Regions from separate parts of the Homo sapiens genome. Here region 2 is linked to region 1. The links are chromatin loops, found by intact Hi-C in ENCODE. Cell type or tissue: K562. All regions are shown on one strand. Each heading gives the region's core, and the rest is flanking DNA. Links, peaks and the distances in the headings are about the cores only. Region 1 has its middle 17 kb from the start of MSTO1. Region 2 overlaps EFNA4-EFNA3 (EFNA4-EFNA3 readthrough).

Evidence for each region. Hi-C counts contacts between places; a loop is a spot of excess contacts. Peaks named below come from ENCODE experiments on the same cell type or tissue, not always from the same donor. Only the 100,000 strongest peaks of a DNase experiment are listed, where the experiment ranks them.
Region 2: it touches region 1 in a loop (5-fold over the local background); 7 of 110 quality-filtered maps call a loop at or near these places.

The regions. Positions count from the first base shown.
Region 1 is chr1:155,587,970-155,598,972 of GRCh38, reverse strand. It overlaps a transcript of MSTO1 not described here, the pseudogene LOC284620 and the pseudogene DAP3P1. Among named protein-coding and RNA genes, the nearest start is that of MSTO1, 17 kb to the left of the region's middle. RefSeq lists an enhancer at 7,544-8,123. In K562, for the core only: a CTCF peak has its summit at 6,977 (motif pointing right); a DNase peak (open chromatin) is centred at 6,982.
Region 2 is chr1:155,087,031-155,098,188 of GRCh38, reverse strand. EFNA4-EFNA3 (EFNA4-EFNA3 readthrough) reads right to left here. Exons shown (of 5, transcript NM_001407761.1): 5 at 10,651-11,158. It overlaps EFNA3 (ephrin A3), which reads right to left. Exons shown (of 5, transcript NM_004952.5): 5 at 10,651-11,158. Among named protein-coding and RNA genes, the nearest start is that of EFNA3, 14 kb to the right of the region's middle. RefSeq lists an enhancer at 4,057-4,671. In K562, for the core only: CTCF peaks have their summits at 3,619 (motif pointing left), 4,111 (motif pointing left), 6,580 (motif pointing left) and 10,801; DNase peaks (open chromatin) are centred at 4,138, 5,824 and 6,578.

The sequences.
Region 1 (11,003 bases), core at 3,004-11,003:
CCACGGTAACAAGATAACTGAACCTAACAGAGAGAAGACAAGACAGGAAGTTCTTACCATCTGGAATACGTAGTATCAGCCAGTCCTGTTTTGCACAGAAATGAATAACATGGCAAAGACCGAGTGTTTTTCCGGTTCCCTTCTCTCCATCTAAAATATATGTTGTTAAAGAAAACGTGACTACAAGGTGACTAGAAAGGTCACTTGTACTGTCAACAGTACTTATGTTTTTTTTGTTGTTCTTGCTGTTTGAGACTGGGTCTCGCTCTGTTCTCCAGGCTGGAAAGCAGTGACGTGATCTTGGCTCACTGCAACCTCTACCTTCTGGGTTCAAGGGATGCTCCTGCCTCAGCCTCCCAAGTAGCTGTGATTACAGGTGTGTACCACCACGCCTGGCTAATTTTTGTATTTTTAGTAGAGACAGAGTTTCACTATGTTGACCAGGCTCATCTTGAACTCTTGGCCAAAAGTGGTTTGCCTGCCTTGGCCTCCCAAAGTGCTGGGATTACAAGTGAGCTACTGCACCTGGCCAGTGTTTATATTTTTTAAAGAAATCCTGGCCGGGTGCGGTGGCTCACACCTGTAATTCTAGCACTTTGTGAGGCCGAGGCAGGTGGATCACCTGAAGTCAGAAGTTCGAGAACAGCCTGACCAACATGGAGAAACCCTGTCTCTACTAAAAATACAAATTAGCTGGCCGTGGTGGCACATGCCTGTAATCCCAGCTACTTTGGAGGCTGAGGCGGGAGAATTGCTTGAACCAGGGAGGCAGAGGTTGTGGTGAGCTGAGATGCGTCATTGCACTCCAGCCTGTGCAACAAGGGTGAAATTCCATCTAAAAAAAAAAGAAATTCTGGCCGGGTGTAGTGGCACACGCCTGTAATCCCAGTGCTTTGGGAGGCTGAGATGGGCAGATCATCTGAGGTCAGGAGTTTGAGACCAGCCTGGGCAACATGGTGAAACCCTGTTTCTACTAAAAATACAAAAAATTAGCTGGGCGTGGTGGCGCGTGCCTGTAATCCCAGATACTGGGGAGACTGAGGCAGGAGAATCGCTCGAACCCAGGAGGCAGAGGCTGCAGTGAGCCGAGATCGCGCCACGGCACTCCAGCCTGGGCAGCAGACTGAAACTCCATCTCAAAAAAAAAAAAGACAAAAAGTAGTGGCTGGGTGCTGTGGCTCACGCCTGTAATCCCAGCACTTTGGGAGACCAAGGCGGGTGGATCACCTGGGGTCAGGAGTTCGAGACCAGCCTGACCAACATGGTGAAACCCCCTCCCTACTAAAAATACAAAAATTAGCCAGGCGTGGTGGCGCATATCTGTAATCCCAGCTACTCAGGCGGCTGAGACGGGAGAATCGCTTGAACCCGGGAGGCGGAGGTTGCAGTGAGCCGAAATCACACCACTGCACTCCAGCCTGGGCAACAGAGTGAGACTTCTTCTAAAAAAAAAAAAAGTTTGCAATTACCTGTCAAATCCTACATCAATCCAATTGTTTTGTTAGGATTTAGTTTCCCTCTTGTTGCCCAGGCTGGAGTGTAATGGCGTGATCTCAGCTCACTGCAACTCGGCCTCCCAGGTTCAAGTGATTCTCCTGCCTCAGCCTCCCGAGTAGCTGGGACTACAGGCGCCCGCCACTATGCCCTACTAATTTTTTGTGTTTTTAATAGAGACGGGGTTTTACCATGTTGACCAGGCTGGTCTCCAACTCCTGACCTCAGGTGATCCGCCTGCGTTGGCCTCCCAAAATCCTGCAATTACAGGCGTCAGCCACCATGCACAACCTTGTCTTCTCATCTGTGACCAAGACTTTGAAAAGTGGATAAGGTCTGGTATTCACTCATGTCTTTGTCTTTTGTATTTTTGAGGCAGGGTCTTGCTCAGTTGCCCAGGCTGGAGTGCGGTAGTGCAATCACCGCTCACTGAGGCCTTGGCTTCCCAGGCTCATAAGATCCTCCAACCTCAGCCTCACAAGTAGCTGGGACCACAGGTGTGCACCACCACACCTGTCTAATTTTTTGACTTTTTTTGGATAGAGATGAGGTTTTGCTATGTTGCCCAGGTTGGTCTTGAACTCCTGAGCTCAAGGGATCCTCCCACTTTGGCCTCTCAAAGTGTTGGGATTGCAGGCATGAGCCACCACAACTGGACCATTCATCTCTTAAAGCTGGAAAAGATATCTCCCATTGTTTTGAGACAGCCTGCTGTCCAGGCTGGAGTGCAGTGGCCCAATCTCAGCTGACTGTAGCCTTGACTTCCTGGGCTCAAGTGATCCTTACAGCTAAACCTCTTGAGTAGCTTGGACTACAGGCACATACCACTGTGCACTGCTAATTAAAAATTTTTTTGTGTGGAGTTGGGGACTCTCTATGTTGCCCAGGCTAGTCTTGAACTCTTGGGCTCAAGTGATCCTCCCACCTCGGGATCCCAAAGTGCTGGGATTACAGGCATAAGCTACTGTGCCCAGCCTCATTTTTTATCTTAGCCAAGAATGCTGGTTGCTGTCCCCAAACCCAGTATGTATATAAAGGTGGCCTAAATGATGATGCCAATTGTTCATCAAAGTAAACCGTAGATGTAGGGGTAGCAGAGACAATTCTTGCCATCTGGATTATTCTGTGCTGTGTATAGAGATGCTCCAGTCATGTGACAAGATCATCTGCATGCTGCTGTTTCCATAGAAACCCCAGAGGAATTGGCAGATAAAAGGACTGCAATTACAGAGAAAGCTGAAAGACACTTCAGTGGCTTGATTCGTTTATTCTACTTCATTTTGTGTTTGTGAAAATAGGTGAAAGCTAGAGATATATTTAAAACACACCCTGCTGAGATCATGTTTTGGGTAATGGGTGATTATTTTTTTCTTTCCACACAGACTATATTAAGATGGGAAGACTCAGAGGGTAGGGGCAGGGAAAGAAAGCTATTGGTTCCTCACATTACAGCACAGACCACAAATTAATTTCATTTACGAGAGGCAGCAACAAAAAGAAATTAATATCCAGTCTAATAGGGAACTGGACTAGAAAATGCAACACTAGATACTGCTGGAATCCTGGCTTCTGCAGACAAAATTCACTTTAAATGCTGCTCTTCTCATAACAAATCAAGTTAGTTCCCTCTCCAGACCCTAGGAAATCCACTTACAAAACTGCAAAATAGCACCAGATTGGTTATTAGAAAAATTGGATTCTGGGCCAAGTGTGGTGGTCCATGCCTGTAATCCCAGTACTTTGGGAGGCCAAGATCGGGAGATCGAGACCATCCTGGCCAACATGGTGAAACTGTGTCTCTATTAAAAATATAAAATATAAAAATTAGCTGGATGTGGTGGTGTGTGCCTGTAATCCCAGCTACTTGGGAGGCTGAAGCACGAGAATTGCTTGAACCCAGGAGGTGGAGGTTGCAGTGAGCAGAGATCACAGCACTGCACTCCAGCCTAACAACAGAGTAAGACTCCATCTCAAAAAAAAAAAAAAAGAAAAAGAAATTGAGGCCGGGCGCGGTGGCTCACGCCTGTAATCCCAGCACTTTGGGAGGCCGAGGCACGCAGATCACGAGGTCAGGAGATCGAGACAATCCTGGCTAGCGCAGTGAAACTCCGTCTCCACTAAAAATACAAAAAAATTAACCAGGCATGGTGGTGGGCACCTGTAGTCCCAGTTGCTCGGGAGGCTGAGGTGGGAGAATGGAGTGAACCCGGCAGGCAGAGCTTGCAGTGAGCCGAGATTGCGCCACTGCACTCCAGCCTGGGTGACAGACCGAGACTCCATCTCAAAAAAAAAAAAAAAAAAACAACAAACCTGAAGCAGGAAAGCGTTTTTTTTTTTTTTTTAGACAGAATCTCGCTCTGTCGCCCAGGCTGTAATGTAGTGGCATGATCTTGGCTCACTGCACCCTCTGCCTCCTGGGTTCAAGCAATTCTCATGCCTCAGCCTCCCAAGTAGCTGGTATTACAGGCATGCACCACCACATCTGGCTAATTTTTTATATTTTTAGTAGGGACGGGGTTTCGCCATGTTGGCCAGGCTGGTCACGAACTCCTGATGTCAAGTCATCTGCCCACCCTGACCTCCCAAAGTGCTTGGATTACAGGCATGAGCCACCCACGCCTAGCCTTTAATTAGCATCTTTATCTCTAAATCTTTGATGTTTCATCTTTCATAGTCTTTCAGCTTACCAAATAATAGGTTTAACATTCAGCTAATCAAAAAACTTGGGAGCCAGGTGTGGTGGTCCACTCCTGTAGTCCCAGCTACTTGGGAGCAAAAGTGGAAGGAGTGCTTGAGGTCAGGAGTTTGAGATCAGGATGGGCAATGCAGTGAGACCCCATTAAAAAAAAAAGAGAGAGAGAAACACGGCTTAGGTGGTTCCAGAATGATGTCAAAATAAGTCTCAAATTCCTCAGCATGACAAGGCCACTGTGATGACTTCAATTCAAGTTTCTAGTTTCATTTATAGCCATAGGACCATGCTAAAACATGTCATTTTACTGCTTCGATACTTCTGCTCATTCTACTTCAACTTCCCTCTCTCTCCATTTATTTACTTATTTATTTACTTAATTTTCTTTTTGAGAGTCTCACTCTGTCACCCAGGCTGGAGTACAGTGGCATGATCTCTGCTCACTGCAACCTCCCTCTCCCAGGTTCTAGTGATTTTCGTGCCTCAACCTCCAAGTAGCTGGGATTACAGGCGCCTGCCACCACGCCTGGCTAATTTTTGTATTTTTAGTAGAGACGGGGTTTCATCATGTTGGCCAGGCTGGTGTCGAACTCTTAGCTTCATGTGATCCACCCGCCTCGGTCTCCCAAAGTACTGAGATTACAGGTGTGAGCCACCGCACCTGGCCCTCTGTCCCCATTTAAATCTTACCCATTCATCAAGTCTCAACTCAAATGTCACATCCTCAGTGAAAATTTGCCAGACACCTCCAGTCAAAAGTAATTCTCTTTCCTTACTGCTAATAGCACTCTTTACATTGCATGGCATTTTTTTTTTTTTAGACGGAGTCTCGCTCTGTTGCCCAGGCTGGAGTGCAGTGGCATGATCTCGGCTCACTGCAAGCTCCGCCTCCCGGGTTCATGCCATTCTCCTGCCTCAGCCTCCCGAGTAGCTGGGACTACAGGCGCCTGCCACCACACCCGGCTAGTTTTTTTGTATTTTTAGTAGAGACAGGGTTTCACTGTGTTAGCCAGGATGGTCTCGATCTCCTGACCTCGTGATCTGACCACCTCAGCCTCCCAAAGTGCTGGGATTATGGGCGTGAGCCACCGCACCCGGCCCGAATGGCAATTTTATTACACTGCCTTGTGTTGTACTCATGCCTACTGTTAACTGAGTATCTATTAGATGTTAGGCAATACAGTATTGTACATGCACTAGTTTTAAACCTAGAAATCCTAGCAGATAGGCAGAATATTATCAACCCTGTGTTATGATGGGGAAGACAAGGTTCAGGGAAGTTGAGTAATTTTGATTAAGGTCACAGAGTTAGTAGATGGTGAACCAGAATTCACATCCAAGTTTGTCTCACTTTAAAATATCTATTTTTTAGAATTGTATCATGTTACGTTACACATGTTTGTCTTCTTGGCTACATGCTTGGAAGAGAAGGAATCAGATTTCATTCATTTTCGTATCTCCTTCTCTGAGTACTTAACACACTATAAGTACTTAGTCTTTTGCCCTCGAATAAAGAATCTGCCATTGAAGACATGCAGTGAAGGAGTATGTAAAGCATCCACTAAGAACAGTAGGCCAGGTGCGGTGGCTCACGCCTGTAATCCCAGCACTTTGGGATGCCAAGGTGGGCAGATCACCTAAGGTCAGGAGTTTGAGACCAGCTTGGCCTAAATGGTGAAACTCTGTCTCTACTAAAAATACAAAAAAATTAGCCAGGTGTGGTGTTGCACGCCTATAATCCCAGCTATTGGGGAGCCTGAGGCAGAAGAATTGCTTGAACCTGGGAGGTGGAGGTTGCAGTGAGCCAAGATCGTGCCATTGCACTCCAGCCTGGGAGACAGAGCAAGACTCCATCTCAAAAAAAAAAGAAAGTAAACTGCTCTGTAGGAAATTTAGGTATACACAGAAACCTCTGAACCATTTAATATAAAGTAACTGTAAGCTGGGCACAGTGGCTCGCTCCCAGCACTTTGGGAGCCCAAGGCGGGTGGATCACTTGAGGTCAGGAGTTCGAGACCAGCCTGGACAACTTGGGGAAACGCTGTCTCTACTAAAAGTACAAAAATTAGCCGGGGCATGGTGGCAGGCGCCTGTAATCCCAGCTACTCAGGTGTCTGAGGCACAAGAATCACTTGAACCCGGGAGCCACAGGTTGGAGTGAGCCGAGATTGTGCCACCGCACTCCAGCCTGGGAAACAGAGTGAAGCCCCATCTCAAAAAAAAAAAAGTAACTGTCAAGTACTAGAGTTACTCCAGCTTTGTCTGAGAATGTATAACTGTAAATTACAGCAGAAGCAGCAATGCTTGGGAAATATCCAAATATCCAAATCATTCTCTACACTTCTCACCCTCCCTTGCAGAAACAGGAGGAGTCATGTGATTCCTTTGGCTAAACACCTATGAATGGAAATAACTTGTGTTATTGTGTCCTTTCTAATCAGAGCCAATTAAGTGTGAGGTATAAATTATCTCTCCCTCCCCACCTTAAAAGCTACATGTTGCGATGTATCCCAAGAAGGTAAACTTTTGTCCCTCCATCCAGACTTCAATCTTGCTTGCAAAGCCGTTTTGAAAGACAGGAACAGCAAAAACAAAGCAAAACACATGCACACAACACAAACAATATCCTTTGTGTTAGGCCACTGAGAATACAAGGCTTGTTACTTCAGCATAGCAATCTGAATAACACACACTAGTACTACTTAAACGCTACTCAATTTTATCTACCGGAGAGAAAGCACCATGCCTCTTTACAAAGCAGAGTGGAAAACAAACTATTCAAGGGCCACAAGGTGGTGCTATTTCTACAGTAATGTGATGAAATTTTTGTTATACTTTTTTTTTGACATAGGGTGGGGTCTTGCTATATTGCCCCGGACAGTCTCAAATTCCTGGGCCCGCATGATCCTCCTGCCTCAGCCTCCCAAGTAGCTGAAACTACAGGTACTTTTTGAAGCAAATTAGAAGCTAGCAAAATGGAATCTTTTTTTTTTTTTGAGACGGAGTTTCGCTCTTGTTGCCCAGGCTGGAGTGCAATGGTGTGATCTTGGCTCACTGCAACCTCTGCCTCCCGGGTTCAAGCGATTCTCCTGCCTCAGCCTCCCGAGTAGCTGGGATTACAGGCATGCGCCACCACGCCTGGCTAATTTTGTATTTTTAGTAGTGACGGGGTTTCTCCATGTTGGTCAGGCTGGTCTTGAACTCCCAACCTCAGGTGATCGCCTGCCTCGGCCTCCCAAAGTGCTGGGATTACAGGTGTAAGCCACCACACCTGGCCTACAGCAAAATGAAATCTTTAGTTCTTAAAGTTTTATATATGATATCACTTAAGTAGACTGTTGTTTCCAAAGAAAACAACCATCTGTACTATTGCCTCTGTACAGTTCCAGAATGAACATCCTGCAGTTTCTGAAACAGCATTTGTGGGCCAATCTAGAAGATCACCGTGATGGTTAATATTAAGTGTCGACTTGGCCTAGGAATTTCGCATATCTCCTTCGCAGTGCAGCTCCTTCAATCTCACCATGGCCTCTGCCAGAATGCAGATCCTGGGAGTCGTCCTGACACTGCTGGGCTGGGTGAATGGCCTGGTCTCCTGCGTCCTGCCCATGTGGAAAGTGACCACTTTCATCGGCAACAGCATCGTGGTGGCCAGGTGGTGTGGGAGGGCCTGTGGATGTCCTGAGTGGTGCAGAGCACTAGCCAGATGCAGTGCAAGGTGTACGACTCACTGCTGGCGCTGCCACAGGACCTGCAGGCTGCACGTGCCGTCTGTGTCATCACCCTCCTTGTGGCCCTGTTCGGCTTGCTGGTCTACCTTGCTGGGGCCAAGTGTACCACCTGTGTGGAGGAGAAGGATTCCAAGGCCCGCCTGGTGCTCACCTCTGGGATTGTCTTTGTCACCTCAGGGGTCCTGACACTAATCCCCGTTTGCTGGACGGCGCATGCCATCATCTGGGACTTCTATAACCCCCTGGTGGCTGAGGCCCAAAAGTGGGAGCTGGGGGCCTCCCTCTACTTGGGCTGGGCGGCCTCAGGCCTTTTGTTGCTGGGTGGCAGGCTGCTGTGCTGCACTTGCCCCTCCGGGGGGTCACGGGGCCCCAGCCATTACATGGCCCGCTACTGGACATCTGCCCCTGCCATCTCTCGGGGGACCTCTGAGTACCCTACCAAGAATTACGTCTGACATGGAAGTGAATGGGGGCTCCGCTGGCACTAGAGCCATCCAGAAGTGGCAGTGCCCAACAGCTTTGGGATGGGTTCATATCTTTTGTTTCTGCCTCCTTCTATTTTTCTTTTGACTGAGGGTATTTAAAATTCATTTAAAAACTGAACCAAGAAGATGACTCAGACTCCCACTTAGGTTCTGCTGTTTCTCACCCTTGGATGATGGAGCCAAAGAGGGGATGCTTTGAGATTCTGGATCTTGACATGCCCATTTTAGAAGCCAGTCAAGCTGTGGAACTAATGTGGAGGCTGCTTGCTGTGCTGGCCTTTGCAACAAGACAGACTGTCCCCAAGAGTTCCTGCTGCTGCTGGGGGCTGGGTTTCCCTAGATGTCGCTGGACAGCTGCCCCCCATCGTACTCAGGCCTCTGGAGCTCCTCTCTTCACCCATGGAAAAGCAAGTGATCTGTTAACAAAGGACTGCCTACCTCCGGAACTTCTGACCTCTGGCTCCTCCGTCCTGGATGTCCACCTTGCAGGGTCAGGTCCCAGCTATGTAGACCCCCGCCCCCACCTCCAACACTGCACCCTTCTGTCCTGCCCGCCCCGCCTCACCCCCTTTACACTCACATTTTTACCAAATAAAGCATGTTTTGTTAGTGAAAAAAAAAAAAATTAAGTGTCAACTTGATTGGATTAAAGGCTGTAAAGTATTGTTCCTGGGTGTGTCTGTGAGGGTGTTGCCAAAGGAGATTAACATTTGAGTCAGTGGACTGGGAGACGCAGACCCACCCTCAGTGTGGGTGGACACCATCTAATCACCTGCCAGGGCAGCTAGAATAAAGCAGGCAGAAGAAGGTAGGATGAGCCGACTTGCTGGGTCTTCCAGCCTTCATCTTTCTCCTGAGCTAGATGCTTCCCGCCCTCGAACACTGGACTCCAAGTTCTTCAGCTTTTGGACCCTTGGACTTACAACAGTGATTTGCCAGGGGCTCTCAGGCCTTTAGCCACAGACTGAAGGCTGCACTGTCAGCTTCCCTACTTTTGAAGTTTTGGGACTTGGACTGGCTTACTTGCTCCTCAGCTTGCTCACGGCCTACTGTGGGACTTCGCCAGATGGTGTGACTCAATACTCCTTAACAAACTCTCCTTCATATATACTTCTATCCTATTAGTGCTATCCCTGTAGAGAACCCTGACTAATACAGTCACCCTGAACCAAACTAATAAAAAAAAAAACACCAAAACTTTCTCTTACCAACAGCAGTCTGGCCTCAGGTCTTTCTCATCTGTTATTAAGAAAGAGTAAATTTTTTTTTTTTTGAGATGGAGTCTCGCTCTATTGCCCAGGCTAGAGTGCAGTGGCATGATCTCGGCTCACTGCAACCTCCACCTCTTGGGTTCAAGCGATTCTCTTACCTCAGCCTCCCGAGTAGCTGGGATTACAGGTGTGTGCCACCACACGCAGCTAATTTTTGTATTTTTAGTAGAGACGGGGTTTCACTATGTTGGCCAGGCTGGTCTCAAACTCCCGACCTCAGGTGATCTGTCCGCCTTGGCCTCCCAAAGTGCTGGGATTACAGGCATGAGCTACCGTGCCCGGCCGAGAGGAAATTTATTTTAGCCTTGTAATATGATCAGTTGAGTCCAGAATCCATCCCTCTGCTGATCCTTGCTTTCGTTTCATTTTATAATAATGGGTTATTTTATGTATTAATATATAGGCCTGAGGGAAGGGGGCACATGCAGGGAGAGCCATATAGGAGGAAGGGCTCCTTTTCTAGGAAATCTAATCTGTAATTAAATAATCAGCTGAAAATGACCAAGTCTTTCTGGCTCAGTTCTGAGCCTTTCAGGATCTCCTGCTGACTCGACTAATCCCGCTCAGGTGCTCCTCTTTGGTGCTGTAAGAGCACCATACTGAAATAGTCATTTTTTCATGATTCTACTGGACTGTAAGCTTCTGGAGAACATGGACCATAAAATGCAATAGAGCACAGTGTTTAGGCCACAGGCTTTGAAGTCAGACAGACCTGGCATCTCGTGCGGGCTTTGCAACCTCACAGGCTATTTCCTCAGGTAAGTTACCTAGCCAGTCTCATCTTTAGTTTCTCCATCTGTGAAACAAGGATATTATCTCGTTCATGAGTTGATCATGAGGATTAAAAAAATAAAGCACTTAGTGTAGTACCTGGCACATAATAATACCCAACAAATAATAACTATTATTAGTGAAATGAGGCATCTTAGAATTCTGAGTACCTGCCATATAGAAGGTACTGAAAAACTATTTGGTAAATAAATGAAAAAATGAAGTAAACCAGCAGAATGGTCTTTTTCACGTACAATTTTGTTTTTTAATCATTTTAGATGCTAAAATTGTAAATTGGCAACTTTTTTTTTTTTTTTTTTTGAGACACAGTCTCACTCTGTTGCCAGGCTGGAGTGCAGTGGCTCAGTCACGGCTCACTGCAACCTCCGCCTCCCAGGCTAAAGCGATTCTCCTGCCACAGCCTCCCGAGTAGCTGAGATTACAGGCGCCTGGCACCACGCCTGGCTAATGTTTGTATTTTTTTTAGTAGAGACGGGGTTTCACCATTTTGGCCAGGCTGGTCTCGAACTCCTGGCCTCAAGTGATCCACCCACCTCGG
Region 2 (11,158 bases), core at 3,159-11,158, 500 kb after region 1:
GCGGAGGTTGCAGTGAGCGGAGATCGTGTCACTGCACTCCAGCCCGGGCAGGAAGAGCAAAACTCCATCTCAAAAAAAAAAAAAAAAAAAAGCAAAAAATCTGAAGTGCTCATACAGTGCCAGGAATACTTTGTGTTCCCACAAACCAGAGTGGAAAGACCTCCTCATAGTTATCGGTTTGTGCCAGTTATTAATGTATTGCCTCTCAGCTCTAAATTGATTTTTCATTGCCTGCTCTGTGAAAATGTAGCTGGGCCCTTTAATTACTTTTCTTTTGCCAGCCCAGCATGATGTTAAGCTTTGTCAATGCAAAGTGCTAGAGAGACACCGTGGGAGAAAGGAGCTTTTCTTCCTGATTCTGGTGTGCTCCATGGGTCCATAGCACATGCAGCTTCTCAGATGCAGAGAGGGGAGCTGGGAAACAAGGACCATCTTCTCACTTGCTTTTTTTTTTTTGAGACTGAGTCTTGCTCTGTCGCCCAGGCTGGAGTGCCGTGGCAAAATCTCAGCTCACTGCAACCTCTTCCTCCCAGGCAGCTGTGATTCCAGGCACATGCCACCGTGCCCGGCTAATTTTTGTATTTTTTAAATTTTTATTTATTTATTTATTTATTCATTTTTTGAGATGGAGTCTCACTCTATCGCCGAGGCTGGAGTGCAGTGGCACGATCTTGGCTCACTGCAAACTCCACCTCCCAGGTTCACGCCATTTTCCTGCCTCAGCCTCCCGAGTAGCTGGGACTACAGGCGCCTGCCACCGCGCCTGGCTAATTTTTTGTATTTTTAATAGAGACAGGGTTTCACTGTGTTAGCCAGGATGGTCTCGATCTCCTGACCTCGTGATCCGCCCGCCTCGGCCTCCCAAAGCACTGGAATTACAGGCGTGAGCCACCGCGCCCGGCCAATTTTTGTATTTTTAGTAGAGAGAGGGTTTCACCATGTTGGCCAGGCTGGTCTCAAACTCCTGACCTCAAGTGATCCACCCACCTCAGCCTCCCAAAGTGCTGGGATTACAGGCATGAGCCACCGCACCCGGCCCCACCTGCTTTAAACAACTAAAACACCTGACAGACTATATGAAACAGTGATTCCAGACATAGGACAACAGGCAGAATGGGGAGGGCTGTTCTTGGGTGTTCCACCTTAGACCCAGGAAGAGTAGTCGCTTCTTGTATCTGCTATTCCTGATTTTTTTTTTTTTTTTTGAGACAGAGTCTCGCTCTGTCACCCAGGCTGGAGTGCAATGGCAGGATCTCGGCTCAATGCAACCTCTGCCCTCCCCAGTTCAAGCAATTCTCCTGTCTCAGCCTCCTGAGTAGCTGGGATTACAGGCACCCGCCATCATGCCCAGCTAATTTTTGTATTTTTGTAGAGACAGGGTTTCACCATGTTGCCCAGGCTGGTCTTGAACTCCTGACCTCAGGTGATCCACCTGCCTCAGCCTCCTAAAGTGCTGGGATTACAGGCATGAGCCACTGCATCTGGCCCCCTATTCCTGTATTCATTTAGAGTTCTGTTTATTTCTTACTAGCCAATCCCTTCTAACCTCAATTCCTTGTTAAGTTAATACCTTTTTACATTAGACTGCATGTGGTGGGTCACACCTGTGATTCCAGCACTTTGGGAAGCTGAGGTGGGAGGATTGCTTAAGTCCAGGAGTTCCAGACCAGCCTAGGCAACATAGGGTGACCCTCTGTCTCTACAAAAGAAATGTAAAAATTAGCCAGGTGTGGTAGCACACGCTTGTGATCCCAGCTACTCAGGAAGCTAAGGCTGGAGAACCACTTCAGCCCAGGAGGTGGAAGCTATGGTGAGCCATGATTGCACCACTGCATACCGGCATGGGTAACAAAGCAAGACCTTGTCTCAAAAAAAAATTTTTTTTCTTTTTACATTAAACTTTCCCTGTTCAAATTGCTGTGTGGTTTCTGCCTCTTGACTAGATACTGACTGATACATGGGACATCAAGTAGAGTCATCAGATGATACTGCCTCAGTGGTGAGAGCAAATTAGCCTTAGACCAAAGGCTATTCTCCTCTTGCCAAATGGTACCTAAAAGCACACCTTAAAAGGATCAATCTGTTTCCAAGGAACTTAACTAAGTCCCTGAACGAGGCTCAAATATATTCAAAGGAATACAAAAAAATCTAGCACCAAACAACATAAAATATACAATGTCTGGCATCCAATCAATAATTACCAGGCATGCAAAGACACAGGCAAATAATGACACAAAGCTGACCCAGAAATGTCACAGAATTAGTAGACAAGGACTTTAGCTCCAATAGCTATTATTAAATACCATCCATATATTCAAACAGATATGGAAAAACATAAACACGATGTAAAGAGGTGTGAAGATATAAAATAAGACCTCAATTGAACTTCTAAAGATGAAATGTATAATATCTGAGATGAAAAGTATACTGGATGGAAATAAAAGCAGATTAGACCCTGTAGAAAACAGGTTTTTGAAGACTTAGCAATAGAAACTATCCAAGATGAAACACAGAGAGGAAAAAAAGACTTAAAAACAAAAAACAAAAAACAAAAACAAAACCTCCAAAACCAAAATCCAGAAAATCAGTGAGCTGTGGAATAACAAGTAGCCTGTATACCTGTTTGGAGACCAGAAACGTGGGTCTAACAGATTCACAGGAGAGATGACAGAAAAAATATCTGAAGGAACAATAATTTTCAAATTTGATGGAAACTATAAATCCCTATGTCGAAGAAGCTCAATAAACCCTAAGCAGAAGAAATATGAAGACAACTACACCAAGGGTACATCATAATCTGCCTTAATCACTGCTGAACACCAGTGATAAAGACACAAATCTTAAGAGCTGCCAGAGGAAAAAAACACATTGTGTAAAAAGGAAAAATAGAAGTGATTTCTCGTCAGAAACAATGCAACCCTGAAGACAGTGGAGTAATGTCTTTAAAGTACGAAAAGATAAAAACTGTCAACCTAGAATTCAGTGGAGATATCTTTCAAATAGGAAGATGGAATAAAGATGCATTCAGACATTCCAAAATTGAAAGAATTCATCATCAGTAGACCTGCACTAGAAGAACGGCTTTAAAAAGTCCTTCAAGCAGAAGAAAAATGATACCAGATGGAAATCTCCGTCTACACAAAGGAATGAAGAGAGCTGGAAATGGTAAATATGTGGGTAGATAGAAAAGATATTTTTCTGATTTTAAAATTCTCTTTAAAAGATACTTGAGGGTTTAGAGCAAATCTAATAATGTATTGTGGGGCTTATAGCATGTGTAGAAATAAATCCATGGTGACAATAGCACAAAGGCGGAGAGGTGGGGAATGGGAGGAAGGTGTTTGCGCTGAGTGGTGTGATATTACTTGATGGAGATAGACTATAAGTTAAAGAAGCATTGTGTAATCCTAAAAGAACCACAAAAAAATGTAAGTGTAGTATTATGAACCAATAAAGGAGATAAAATGAAGATCACAAGGGGTGTGCTGGCCACCCCCTTGGCACACAGAACAGTTGGGTGGAGTTCCCCAGCCCAGCAGGGTCCCATAGAGCCTCTGTAGGTGTTTGGGATAGAATGAGTACCGTCAGAAAGAAACTTCCTCTCCTGCCACCTTCTGGCAGTAAATCCAGCCTATTTTTAACTCAGGCCTCTGCTTAAGTGCTTTTGGCTAAAAGAGAATTGCTGCTTCTAAGAATCTCAGGCAGCCACAGTCTCCTCGGCTTCTCTGCTCGCTCCAGCCCTAGAAGGCTCAGGGACTGCTCAGATGTCCCCGGCTTCCCAACCACTTGTCCCAGGAGAGGAGGCTCCCTCAACTCTGGGTGCTCACTGTGGGCACCCACAGACAGGCAGCCCTTCAGCAGGGTGCAGGTGTGAGAGGATCTCTAAGGGATGTCATCTCATGGAGACTGCGGGGATGGTGCCACGGAGTGGTGTGAGGGCAGCCTGGAGCGAACAAACTGCAGAGTGTTGCTCCAGGAGGGTGCACATGTGTACAAAGGCGCCCTGTGTGAAAAGGGCGTGCTCTGTTGTGAGTGTGAATGTTTTTGTGACTGCTTATGCTGTGAAACATAAACACAGCAGCCTCCGTCCTTTTGATCATGCTGCCCCCTCTGCTGGCCTGTCTCCCCTCGTAGTCCCTCCCAGCCAACACCCACACCCTAGCTGGCAAACTGCCAATCATCCCTCAAGCCTCTCATCTCTCCCAAAGTCTTCCCTGACAACTCTGGCCAGAGGCCCAGCCAAATGGCCGCCAGACTCGGGGTTGTATACCCAGGGGTTAGCATGATGCCTGCTGTGTGCTTAGCCTGCAAGGAGGGAGGAAGGCTCTTAAGGCCTCTTTTGGGGGCCGTATTAGGAGGGCACTGAGAATATTTGCTTTTTCCACTGTCAGACCAGGTCCTGCCAGGCCCTGAAGGGCACCCAAGTGACAAGCCTGGGGTCACAGAGGGATGCGAGGGTCACCCTCCATGCCCAGTGTGCTTAATGGTGCAGAGAGGCCAGGCCTGGGGTCTGTGCCCAGAGTGGGCAGTGCTGGTGTCCAGGTGGTCAGATATGGGCATGGCCCCACGTGGAGTTGGACAGCCTCTGTTGATTTCTCCTCAGGGCTCTCCCTGGAGGCTCAAGGTCTGGCATCTGTGTATGTGTGTGTGTGTGTGTGTGTGTGTGTGTGTGTGTGTGTGTGTGTGCAGGCATGTCTGTGGTGTGGGAAGAGGGCTTTCTCCTGTCTCAAGCTTAGCTCTTACTCTTCCCAGCCCCCTCTGCTCCCCACCATTGTCTTCTCCTTCACCAGCACAAGGCAGGAGTGGGTAGGAGGTTCCCAAGGTCCCTGGGAAGAATGTGGTGGGCACTGCGTGTGATGTTGGGTGTGGGCACGTATCTGTGGGTGCACATATGGATGTGATTGAGAAGCCCCTGCCTCTCCTTGTGTTTGTGTATGTGTCTGGGTATATCCTTGGGGTCCTAGAGGTTGTTTTTGTGTCTCCTGTGGCTGTTGAAATGACCTATCGGTTTCCAGAGGGTGTGAATGTGGCTCTGATCTACCCCCTCCCACCTCCTCCCTCTTCTGATTTTCTTGACTCTAGGGTTTGCCCAGTTGGCTTGGCTGGGATTGTCATTGGGTCCGTGTTAGAGAATTGTATCATCTGTTGAATGCCAGCCCTCAAGTGTGTCACCGTATGTGACCCTGGATGCAAGCGCGGCTCAGGGTACCTGGGAGCCCCTTGCCCTGTGTGGGGTCTGGTGCCTGCGTGAGTGTGTTATAGACAGTGGGGCGTTAGTATGTGCCTAATACCCATGAATGGCTTGAGTGTGACGGCCGCAAAACGGGTCGAATGTGCACACATGGATGTGTGTGCAAGTGATGGATGAGTGTGTGTGCGTGTTCCCTCCTGTGGGTGCCTGGACTGGTCCCTCAGTCCCGTGGGGGGCCTCTCCCACTTCAGTGGTGTGAACAAAGCCCCTGCTTTCCTCCCTGCTTTGCCCCCCAGCCCCCTCTCCCTCAGCACCGAGTTTGATTGACTGTGTGTGGTTGCAAGGTTATGAGATTATATGATTGGTGTATGGCATATGAAGTGTATGCCATTGAATGTGAAACTCTAGTATCCCCTGGCCAATGCCAGCCTCTCAGAGGCAGGCTGGTGGACCTCCGGTCAGTTGAACCTAGCTCTCCCAGGTTCCTAGGCTGGCCCATCCATCCTTTTATAGCCAGGCTTGGCCCCTGTAATTACCTGGGGCCAGATGCTGTGGCGAAGGCCAAGAGTTTGGTGCTAACACTCTGGGGAGGAGTCATATCTGCCCCTCCCCCAGGCCACACCGGAGGAGACTGGAGGAGGCCAGACCTCTTTGGAGTCAGATCACAGGCCACATCACTAGGTTCAGCCTGAAGCTGCTCTGCTGCTCTGGGCCCAGTGTGTCTCTGGCTGACCTGGCCCCAGCACATCTGGGCTATCCCATCCGCGTCACACTTCCCCAGACTGTCGTCCACAGGCTGCAGACACCGAGCCTGTGTTCCCATCACCTCCCACCTGGACCCCTCTTGCCAGTCCATGCCCCCAACCCAGCTCATGCCCCTCGTTCCCCCCCTCCATATCCTCCCGCCCCCCTCATCCTAGTCCTTGTCTCCTGGTCCCAGCTTGTGTCCTTCATTCCAATCCATGGCCCCCCAGCCCCGTCACCACCACCTCCAGTCCACGCCTCTGTCCCTGCCACGTACCTCCAGCCCAGTCTGTATCCCTGGTTTGCCAGCTGGACGGAACATGGAGGTTGAGAGAGAATGGCGAGATTTGCGTGCCGAGTAGGTCTGGGCTGGACGGCTGTGGACTGAGCCCAAGTCCACTCCCAACCCCATGGCATCTACAACTAGGGGAGGAAAAGAAGAGAGTGGGGATAAGAGAAATGGACGGAGAGTGGGCTGGGCCTTAGCCCACCCTGCCCCAGGCCTGAGAACAGAGGGTCCTACGGCGCAGCTGCTTGAGTCCCCTCAAGGACCAACACCCGCTCCACCGACCGCAAACCCATCCCAAGCTCCCCTCACAGCTCCGGCGAGTCCCAGCCCAGGTGCTGCGCCACCTGGTGGATATCGGCAGACTTGCAGGCCCCGAGTGGCAAACCCACGTGGCAGCGAGGCTTAGACCCCAGCCGGGATTGTAAATAGCTCCTTCCCTGCTACCCACAGCGCTGCTGGAGTGACCTCTCACCCCGAAGGGAGGGGCGGGGCAGCTCTGAACTTTACTCTCCAAGCCAAAATCTCTGTTCAGTTGTTTGATGTTGCTGTTGTTTTTCACCCTGGGGAGGACGGGAAGAGGAGGGATGTGTGCGATCTCTACCTGTGTTGGGGGCATTAACCTGTGACAGCCTCTGGGAATGCCAGCGTGTCAGGTGGGAGCCCTCTTTGTGCCTGTGCTGGAGGGGGCCAACATGAGACAACACAAGGGTGAAGAAGACCCTGCCCAGGGTGAGGCTGCTCTGCCCTCAGGCCATACCACTGTGCCTGGTGACATCTTACCACTGCCTTGGCCAGGACGCCCTGGGCTCTGCAGACCTTGGTGTCACAAAGTAGGGCCCTGTACCAGACAGGCTCAGGGTCATTGGTGTCTGGCCATCTAAGTGCAGACCTCTCTCCCCAGTCTTCCTTACATGCTCTGGGATTGAAAGCCTCGCTGGACGGGAAAATCCTCAGCAGGGCTCCGCAGCTTTTAAAACTGATTTCATTTATTTATTATTTATTTAGATATTTATTTTTGAGAGACAGAGTCTCGTTCTGTCGCCCAGGATGGAGTGCAGTGGCTCGATCTCGACCCACTGGAACCTCCGCCTACCAGGTTCAAGCGATTCTCCTGCCTCAGCCTCCTGAGTAGTTGGGATTACAGACATGCACCACATGCCTGGCTAATTTTTGTATTTTTAGTAGATACTGGGTTTCGCCATGTTGTCCAGGATGGTCTCAAACTCCTGACCTCAAATGATCTGCCTGCCTTGGCCTCTCAAGTGCTGGGATTACAAGTGTGAGCCACAGTGCCTGCCAATTTACTTATTTATTTATTTTAAAGACAGGGTCAGCCGGGCGCGGTGGCTCATGCCTGTAATCCCAGCACTTTGGGAGGCTGAGGTGGGCGGATCACCTGAGGTTGGGAGTTCGAGACCAGCTTGACCAACATGGAGAAACCCTGTCTCTACTAAAAATACAAAATTAGCCAGGTGTGGTGGCACATGCCTGTAATCCCAGCTACTCGGGAGGCTGAGGCAGGAGAATCACTTGAACTCAGGAGGTGGAGGTTGCGGTGAGATGAGATCACACCATTGCACTCCAGTCTGGGCAACAAGAGCAAAACTCCACCTCAAAAAAAAGAGTCAGGGTCTTGCTCTTGCTCTGTCGCCCAGGCTGGAGTACAGTGGTGTGATCATAGCACATTGCAGCCTTGCTCTCCTGGGCTCAAGCAATTCTCCCGTCTCAGCCTCCTGAGTAGCTAAAACTACAGGTGCATGCCACCACGCCTAGCTTTTTTTTTTTTTTTTTTTTTTTGTAGAAATAGGGTCTCACTATTTTGCCCTGGCTGGTCTTGAACTCCTGGGCTCAAGCGATCCTCTCACCTCAGTCTTCCCAGTAGCTGGGACTAAAGGTTTGTCACCACACCTGGATATTTTTTTTATTTTTTGTAGAGATGGAGTCTTCCTATGTTGCCCAGGCCGGTCTCAAACTCCTGGGCTCAAGTGATCCTCCTACCTCAGCCTCCCAAAATGCTGGGATTAGAGGCCTGAGCTACTGTGCCTGGCCATTTGTTTTGTTTTTGTTTTTGTTTTTTTAAAGATGGGGTCGGCTGGGCACACTGGCTCACGCCTGTAATCCCAGCACTTTGGGAGGCTGAGGCGGGCAGATCACCTGAGGTCGGGAGTTCAAGAACAGCCTGGCCAACATGGCAAAACCCCATCTCTACTGAAAATACAAAAATTAGACAGGCGTGGTGGCATGCACCTGTAATCCCAGCTACTCAGGAGGCTGAGGCAGGAGAATCACTTGAACCCAGGAGGCGGGGGTTGCAGTGAGCTGAGATGGTGCCACTGCACCCCAGCCTGGGCGACTGAGTGAGATTCTGTCTCAAAAAAAATAAAAATAAAAATAAAAGATGGGGTCTTGCTATATTACCTGGGCTGGCATTAAACTCCAGAGGTCAAGCGGTCCTCCCACCTCAGCCTCCTGTTAGACCCACTTTGAATGCCAGCCCTATCATTAGCCAGGCTGTGTGGCCCTAAGTCTTAGATCCTCATCTGTGTTATTGGAATAGTGAGGCTTACAAAGGCGCAGCACTCGGCACATAGGAGGTGCTCAGTGAATGGAAGCTGGCTTATTCTAGTTACTGCCCAAAGTGCTTGGCCCTTTCAGTCTTACTATTCCAGAATTTTTGAATCTGCAAGGCCCTCCCCCATCCCATCTGGCCAGCCCCTATCCTGCCTGGCCCGGGGAATTGAAGCAAGCCTGCAGCCCAGGCCCACTACTATGGGTCCTCGAGATTCTCCCCAACAGTACCCGACCCCGCTCTGTGTATCTCCTCCTGTCTGAAGCCTCTTTCCTCTGTCCCTAGGCAAGTGTGTGCTTTTTCTTGGCATTCCCACAGCTCCCAGGCATTTACCCACGAAAGAGCTGGTTATGTTGTCAGTTATGTATGTGTGTGTTACCAATTTCTGCTCATACATCAACACATACTAAAGTATGAGCTTATTTTGGGGTAGAGACTATATCTTGTGTCTCCAATACCCAGGATAGAGCCTGGCACTCGGCAGGTGCTCGATAAATGTGGATTGAATGCATGGACGATTGGATGGATAGGCCCACCTTTTCTGTCTTATCAGTCTGTAGGGAGTCTCAGACTGGTCTAGTGGCTGCCCCCAGTTCTTTCCCCACCTGCTCTCCCACCCCACACTCTTCCCTGTTCCGCTATTGGGAAACCCACCCACTCTGCAGAGTCTAGCTCAGATTCCATTTTCCATGTTTTATGGGTAGAGAGGAGCAGAAAACACAGTCCTTACCACCAAGGGCTCATTCTCACAAAGCAGCCGGCAAGAGCCACAGGGGCACACAGGATCTGGCCTGCTCACACAGTGCCAATTAGAGAGCCTGGGTGGGATGGAGTCCCATGGGTGCACAGCTTGGCAATAAGGTGTCCCCTCCCTGGGCCAGGCACTTGGCTCAGCAAGTGAAGTTGCAGGTACATTTCAGCCCCTATCCGCACTCCCTTATGCTGTGCTGGTCTGTAAACCCTGACCTTCTCTGGGGCCCCTGGGAAGCGGCCATTATCCTGTCTTTTGCCCTTCTGTCCTCTCTGCCCTCCCGAGCGATGCAGGGTGGTGTAGTTATGAGCAGCCCCAGCCCCAGCAAACTCCCAGCACCTTGGGCATAATGTTTGAAATGAGTAAAATTACAAAGGGTTATAAAGAAAGCTAATTATATTGAAAGAGTTATCAAAACATTTACATTTCTTGATATAGTAATATATATGCTTTCTTATTAACACATTAAAAATGAGGAAGGCCTAACAACTATGATCATTTCAAAGTACTGATGAGTGTAAATTGTATTTTGAGATATCTTCAACAACTATAATGCAGCCTGAAAACGTGTGATTTCTGGTTACAAAGTCACAGGTACTATTAATACTATTATGGCTTGCTGCCCAAGCACACAAGAGAATGTTAAATTTTAGTTATAGGCAAGTGAAAATAAAGATAGTTTTTTTTCTGTCTAGGTTCTCAAATCCCCTGAAATCCATAGACTCCAGTCAAGAACCTCAATTACAGCATGGAAGGGGAAGAAAAGGTGGAAACCATAATTGATGGAGCCTTTAACTCCCTGCGTCATTTAATCCCTACACCAACCCTAAGAGAGAGATACCACAACCAGTTTTTCTGGTGGGATACCTGAGAATCAGAGAGGTTGAGTGATTTGCCCAAAGTCAACCAGGCCCTGCCTGGAGGCCCCTCTTGCTCTTTCCAAGCAGCGCTGCCTTTGTAATGAAGATGAGCCCCAGAACAAGATTTGAACACCTCGTTGTGACTCTTTGGCCCCAGAATTCCCTCTCCTACTCAGGCCCTGTGCCCTGTGAGGTTTAACCAGTGTAACAGAAGGGTGATGGCCCCTTGAAATCACACACACTCAGTTATTTTTATCTCCAGTTTATTTTTTTTAGACTAAGAGCAGAGTATGAAAGTCACAGCCAAAGCACTTGAAAAAGGCCCAGGAGGATAGGTGGGACCACATAGGGTGAGCAGGGCAAGGTCCTGGGAGATGGTTCCCGGCTCAGGGCTGGAAGGGAGGGGGCGTTGTTGTTTTACGGTCTCCAAAAGTGTCTGTGCGTTGCATAGGTCCTGTCTTCACAGAAGACAAAAGAGGGGCCAGGGGGTCCCCCAGGTGTGGGGGGCCTAGCCTGGTGGGGAAGGGGTCTGAAGCTGAAGGGGAAGTCAAGAAAGGTCAGGGGGTTAAAGAGGGAAGGGACTCTGTCTGTCTGTACATTATATATAGAGATATAGAGTCTGTACATGCCTGCCTGGCACCCCAATGCCCACCCCTTGCCATCCTTGTCCACTGCCCGCCCCCCCAGGGGTGTCTACTTGTAAACTTGGTTTCAATCCAAACCACAATCCTGGAAGTGGGAGTGGGGGAGGAGG